Regions from separate parts of the Homo sapiens genome. Here region 1 is linked to region 2. A link is an interaction called in ENCODE POLR2A ChIA-PET data of the cell type or tissue named here. Cell type or tissue: OCI-LY7. All regions are shown on one strand. Each heading gives the region's core, and the rest is flanking DNA. Links, peaks and the distances in the headings are about the cores only.

Region 1 (2,912 bases), core at 325-2,824, 320 kb before region 2:
CACAATTTTTAAAAAGAAAAAGAAGGAAAAAGGAAAATTTAATACCAAAAAGTAAATAAAATAGTGCCCATTCTTCCAGGCCCCTCTAAGGCAACCTCCTTTCTGAAGCTTTTCTCAGTCTTTACCAACAAATGCATATTTCCATACACAGAAAAACATAGTATCAAATTTGTTCCTAACAAAACTAGGCATATTCTATCATATATTCATGTGTATAATAATTATTTCTATCAGAACACAACCAACTTAGAAACAAGGACTGTGTCTTATTCATCTTTGTATCCTACTTGGAATCAGCACAATGCCATAACACTAATTAGGAATTTAATAAATACTTTTGGAGCTGAATGGACTCTGCATTCCAAACCAAGCAACATATCAATAACTTAGAAGACAGCTATTCTAGAGCTCAGCATTCTCTAAATTCAGAAAAGCAGCCTACCAAAATGATTTTGGGAAAACAGAAACAAAGCTTAATGAAAGCAGCAAACAGTTTTCTCAGGCATAGTAAAATCTCTGGGCTTAGCTACAGTCCTTTATCTTACGGAAATTTTGGTTTAAAAAAAGAACTGCTTACGGGAAACTTGGATAAAAACAAATTCTTCATAAACAAAAATACAGGGACTAAGGAGACTTATATGACAGTAGTGTAGTAAGTAATCAAGTTGAAGTGAGATGGTCAGGAATAGCGAAGTGAGTTCAGCAACTAAATAAATTCAGCAACTAAAGTTGGTTTATAGGAGAGATATTCATAACACACTACACTCAAACTCACCCTGGTCGCCGCTTAATAGCCCTCTGGACAATGGCTCCTCCACCTTGAATTCCAGGTCCAGAGTTTCCAGAGGCAATGGCTGGACCCAGTGATGGTACATCTGATGTCATTTCTGTCAGGAAAATAATGAAGTAAACATTTTTAAAAAGACAGTCCTTGCTTATCATCAGTATCATCAAGTTAGCTAAAAGAAAGGTTCAAGCTATAGACAAAATCTCAGCAGTTTGCTAAAAATCCCAAATGCTCATATCCAGATTGCTCTTCTTGATTTTTTTTTTTTTTTTTGAGACCAGGTCTCACTCTGTTGCCTGGGCTAGAGTGCACTGGTATAATCACTGGTATAGGTCACTACAGCCTCAAACTCCTGGGCTCAAGCAATCCTCCCACCTCAGCTTCTGGAATAGCTAGGACTATAGGCCCGCACTACCACACCCAGTTAATTTTTTTTTTTTTTTTTAGAGATGGGGTCTTGATATGTTGCCCAGGCTGGTCTTGAACGCCTAGCTCCAAGAGATCATCCTGCTTTGGCATCCCAAAGTGCTGGGATTATAGGCATGAGCCACCACACACGGTCTCTTCTTGAATTCTTACACTGGTACAAGATATCCCCATACTTCAGTTCCCCCCATGTCATAGAGTTTGGAAGAAGTACTATATTCTGCAAACTTCATGTTAAAAAGCTTATACATACATAACAATATACTAATATTGTATAGACTTAATAATATACTAATTTTAAAAAAATACATACATAAATGGGTTTATACATTTCATTCATGCAACAAATATTTATAACTTATTTTATTTATTGTGATTGGAAAATACAGAAAACCCCAAAGGAAAAATCACCTAAATTCCAATACTTAAAAGAAAATTATGTAAAGTAAAACTGAAAGTCCCTCATTATTGTCTCCCTTTCCTGCCCCCCGTACCTCTCCTCTCTCCTTCCAATTCAATCTCATCCCCCAGCAGTAACCATTAGTAACAGCTGAGTACTTTTTTTTTTTTTTTTTTAAGACAGGGTCTCACTTTGTCCAGCCCAGGCTGGAGTACAGTGGCATGATCATGGCTTACTGCAGCCTCAACCTCCCGGGCTCCAGTGATCCTCCTGTCTCAGCTTCCTAAGTAGCTGGGACTACAGATGGGTACCACCACACCTCGGTGATTTTTTTTTTCTTTTTTTTTCTTTGTAGAGATAGGGTCTCACTGTGTTCCCCAGGCTGGTCTCAAACTCCTGAGCTCAAGCAATACTCCCACCTCAGCTTCCCAGAGCACTGGAATTACAGGTTTGAGCCACTGAGCCCAGCCCTGAGTATATTTTCTCTTATTTTTCAATCTCAGTTTATATATACCTAACTCTGTAATCAAAAAGAGGTGCAGGCTGGGCACAGTGGCGGATGCCTGGAATCCTAGAGCTTTGGGAGACCAAGGTGGGCAGATCACTTGAGCCCAGGAGTTCGAGACTAGCCTTTGCAACACAGTGAAACCTCATCTGTACAAAAAATACAAGTTAGCCAGCATGGTGGCCCATGCCTGTAGTCCCAGCTACTCAAGAGGTTGATGTGGGAGGATCACTTGAGCCTGGGAAGTCGAGGCTGCAGTGAGTCGTGATTGCACCACTGCACTCCACCCTGGGCAACAGAGCAAGATCCTGTCTAAAAAAAAAAAAAGGGTGCATTTTTCTCTTAGTAAAAAATGGAGGCCTGATCTTCAACTTGCTCGTCATTTCAATATACATCATGAATATCTATCTACACACATCTCATTGTTTTTTGTTAGTTCATACTGTATAGTGTACAATATTTTGTGCATCAAATAACACTACCAACAGAGTGAAAAGGCAACCCATGGAATAGAAAAAAAAAAATTCTTTTTTTTTTTTTTTGAGTTAGAGTCTCACTCTGTCGCCCAGGCTGGAGTGCAGTGGCGCAATCTTGGCTCCCTGCAACCTCCAACTCTCGGGTTCAAGTGATTCTCGAGCCTCAGCCTCCCAAATAGCTGGGATTACAGGCACGCACCACCACGCCTGGCTAATTTTTGTATTTTTATTAGAGATGGGGTTTCACCATGTTGGCCAGGCTGGTCTTTAACTCCTGACCTCAAGTGATCCGCCCACCTCAGCCTCCCAAAATGCTAG
Region 2 (2,886 bases), core at 1-2,500:
CAGCTGCTCTAGCTCCTCGGGGCTCAAGGTCCTTAGGATCTCATCTTCATCTATGTCTCTGTATTTCTCCAGTTCCTTCTGATATGATGACATGGTGGCCCCCACCCCCTCCCCACTGTGTGGTACTCACAGAGCCTGGGCAACATGGGACAAAAGGATGGACAATGGTAAGATGGACAGGGACACAGCAGGGACACAAAGAGACCAGCCAGGGGGGCAGAACATTGGATTGGATTTCTTGGAGATTAGAAGTCTAGTTGAGGATGGGAAGTGGGGAAGATTAGGTTGTTTAGAGTTAGAACTAGAGTCTCCTTTCTGCTTCCCCAGCTTCCAGCCACTCTGGATGGGGATCCCAGACATCTAAGCTGGGTTTGTCTTCCCACGGTATGACAGAGAAATCCTGGCAGCACCCCTCCCCTATAACCTCACTTGTCAGTGCCTTCGCCCTAACACAGCTGCTGGAAGCCCTGCCAACACAGCTGGTCCTATGCCCAGTTCCTATTGAAAGGGGATGAGGGGTGGGGGAATAGAGAGCTTCAGGGAAATTCCTCCTCTCCTCCTCATAATCCAGGCTTTTTCCTAAACCGGATAAAAAAACCAAGGACAATGAGGTGTAAGGGGAAGAGAGAGTCTCTTACCCCATCCTCATTTCCCTTTTATTGTGGGGGATCAAGATTTCACTTTCTGTGTTTGCTAAAATTTGAAGTCTTAAGGGAAAGCAAGGGCTCGGAGCAGTTGGGGGACTTCCAGGTTGGGGGAAGGGTAGTAAGGCCTCTGTGAGTCCCCATAATCTGTCCCTTGCTTTGGACAGGAAGGTGACACCAGACCAATGGGTGTAAATAGGGTAAAGTTTCTTTAAAAACAGTGGGAATATTAAACTCGCACAATTTTGTACAATATAAGATACGCATAAGGAGCTATGCATACACACCATGCTGAATATGAAAGATCCAGAAAGTATGTGAGACACATCGACAATGTAAACTATACACAGTTAAGGGGTAGGACGGCACAGTGGCAGAAATATACACTGAGTGACAGAGACAGGGACACACTCCACATCATTCCCCATAGGAGCCACTCTTCTCCTCCCATCTCCCACCGGGCTCTCATCCATAAGCCCCCTGTCTTCCCCACCTACCAGTCCTGGTGGTCACCTCCCTTCTCACCTCCCCTGTGTCAGTAGGTCTGTCTGTTCTACTAGAGCACTGTCCCAGCAGCAGGAGGAGCCCGGTGCCGGGGGAGAGGGTGGGGGAACAGTGAGCTCAGCATTTTATTATTTTAGCTCTGGCCAGGTGGGGGGTAGTGGGAGATCACATATACACAGCCCCCATACCCTGCCCAGCCCTGAGAGCCTCTAGTGGTCATTAACAGCCATGGCATCTCTTCCACTTCCCTTCATACAAGCCCCAGTCTGAGACATATGAGTTCGACTAGAATCAGCCAGTTCCTCCTTATTTGGTGCCTGCTGTATTCAAAACAGTGAGTGTAAAGTGATAGGAAGGTCAATACAAGGATGTGTTTTGGTGTGCAATTTTCAGATGTTTATAATTTAGTTGGAGGAATGAATACAATTTAGAAAGGACAGCTCATAATAAATGCTATCGAATAAAGACCCAAATATATGCAGGTATTCAAATACTTCTTGCTCCCAACCCTAGACTGGACACCAGACAAAAGGGATCTTTCTATTTTATTAGATTAAAAAACACAACGAAACCTGTAAGAACTAGGGGAAAAGGAAAAAGAAACAGATTAGGCAAAGATCAGAGATGACAAAGGGGAGAAGCAGGGAGAAGAAACGGAACAGCAAGAGCCCCAATCAGGGCAGGAAAGAAGTTTCTGAGGACTAGACATCTCTTCATTTAATGACAATTTTCTGGCGCAAGGCTCGGGGCCCAGAGCCAGGGAGGGGCTCAGGAGGTGGCGGGCCGGGGCCCAGGGCTGAGGCAGTGGGCGGCAGTCCATGGGCAGTAATGTACTTCTTGTAAGCCTCACGAATGATCTTGAAGGCTCGAGCAGTGGCATAGGGTATGTCTGTAACAGGGTCCCGGTATAGGGCTGGACGATGGGTCACTGGACAGACCTCACGAACAGGGACTTTTGGGGGCCGCCCTTGGGGGAACCATTCCTCGAAAGTTGCATCATCACTAAAAGTGATGAAGGTACGTGAGCAGCGAGCAGGGGGGTTGACGGGTCCAGTCCCAGCATGAGGAGTCAATGCAGACACCGAGGGAGCAGGATCAAGTCTGAGGACAAAAGACAAGGAAAAACACAAAGAGCTGAGGAGAGAAGACAACAGATACAGAAAGAAGGAAATCAGGCTGGGTGCAGTGGCTCACACCTGTAATTCCAGCACTTTGGGAGGCTGAGGCAGGCAGATGACGAGGTCAGGAGTTCGAGACCAGCCTGACTAACAAGGTGAAACCCTGTCTCTACTAAAAATACAAAAATTAGCCGGGCGTGGTGGCGGATGCCTGTAATCACAGCTACTCAGGAGGTTGAGGCAGGAGAATCACTTGAAGCCAGGAGGCGGAGGTTGCATGGAACCAAGATCGTGCCATTACACTCCAGCCTGGGTGACAGAGCAGCGAGACTCCATCTCAAAAAAAAAAAAAAAAGAAAAGAAAGAAAGAAGGAAATCAGAGAGATGAGGAAAGAGAAAAAGGAGGCAGGGTGTTGGGAACATTCTGAGGAACGTACTAAGTGACTGATGGGAAAAGAAAGCTAGGCTAGAAGGAAAAACAGGAAAGAGAAGAACAGAGAAGCTAAAAGAAAAAGGAATAAGAAAGAAATAAGCTGGGCTGGGCGCGGTGGCTCACACCTGTAATCCCAGTATTTTAGGAAGATGAAGCGGGACGATTACTTTAACCCAGGAGTCTGGGC

What was found. ChIA-PET counts read pairs that join two places held together with the same protein. Peaks named below come from ENCODE experiments on the same cell type or tissue, not always from the same donor. Only the 100,000 strongest peaks of a DNase experiment are listed, where the experiment ranks them.
Region 1: POLR2A ChIA-PET joins it to region 2 with 13 read pairs; 2 of 35 experiments call an interaction of 5 or more read pairs at or near these places.

Annotation. Positions count from the first base shown.
Region 1 is chr1:150,857,574-150,860,485 of GRCh38, forward strand. It overlaps ARNT (aryl hydrocarbon receptor nuclear translocator), which reads right to left. Exons shown (of 22, transcript NM_001668.4): 2 at 776-887. Among named protein-coding and RNA genes, the nearest start is that of ARNT, 18 kb to the right of the region's middle. In OCI-LY7, for the core only: no CTCF peak of the experiment used is centred there; no DNase peak of the experiment used is centred there.
Region 2 is chr1:151,174,783-151,177,668 of GRCh38, forward strand. TMOD4 (tropomodulin 4) reads right to left here and starts at 1,199. Exons shown (of 10, transcript NM_013353.3): 1 at 1,142-1,199; 2 at 1-135. The coding sequence starts at 93. It overlaps VPS72 (vacuolar protein sorting 72 homolog), which reads right to left. Exons shown (of 6, transcript NM_005997.3): 6 at 1,522-2,249. The coding sequence ends at 1,862. In OCI-LY7, for the core only: a CTCF peak has its summit at 1,354; a DNase peak (open chromatin) is centred at 1,359.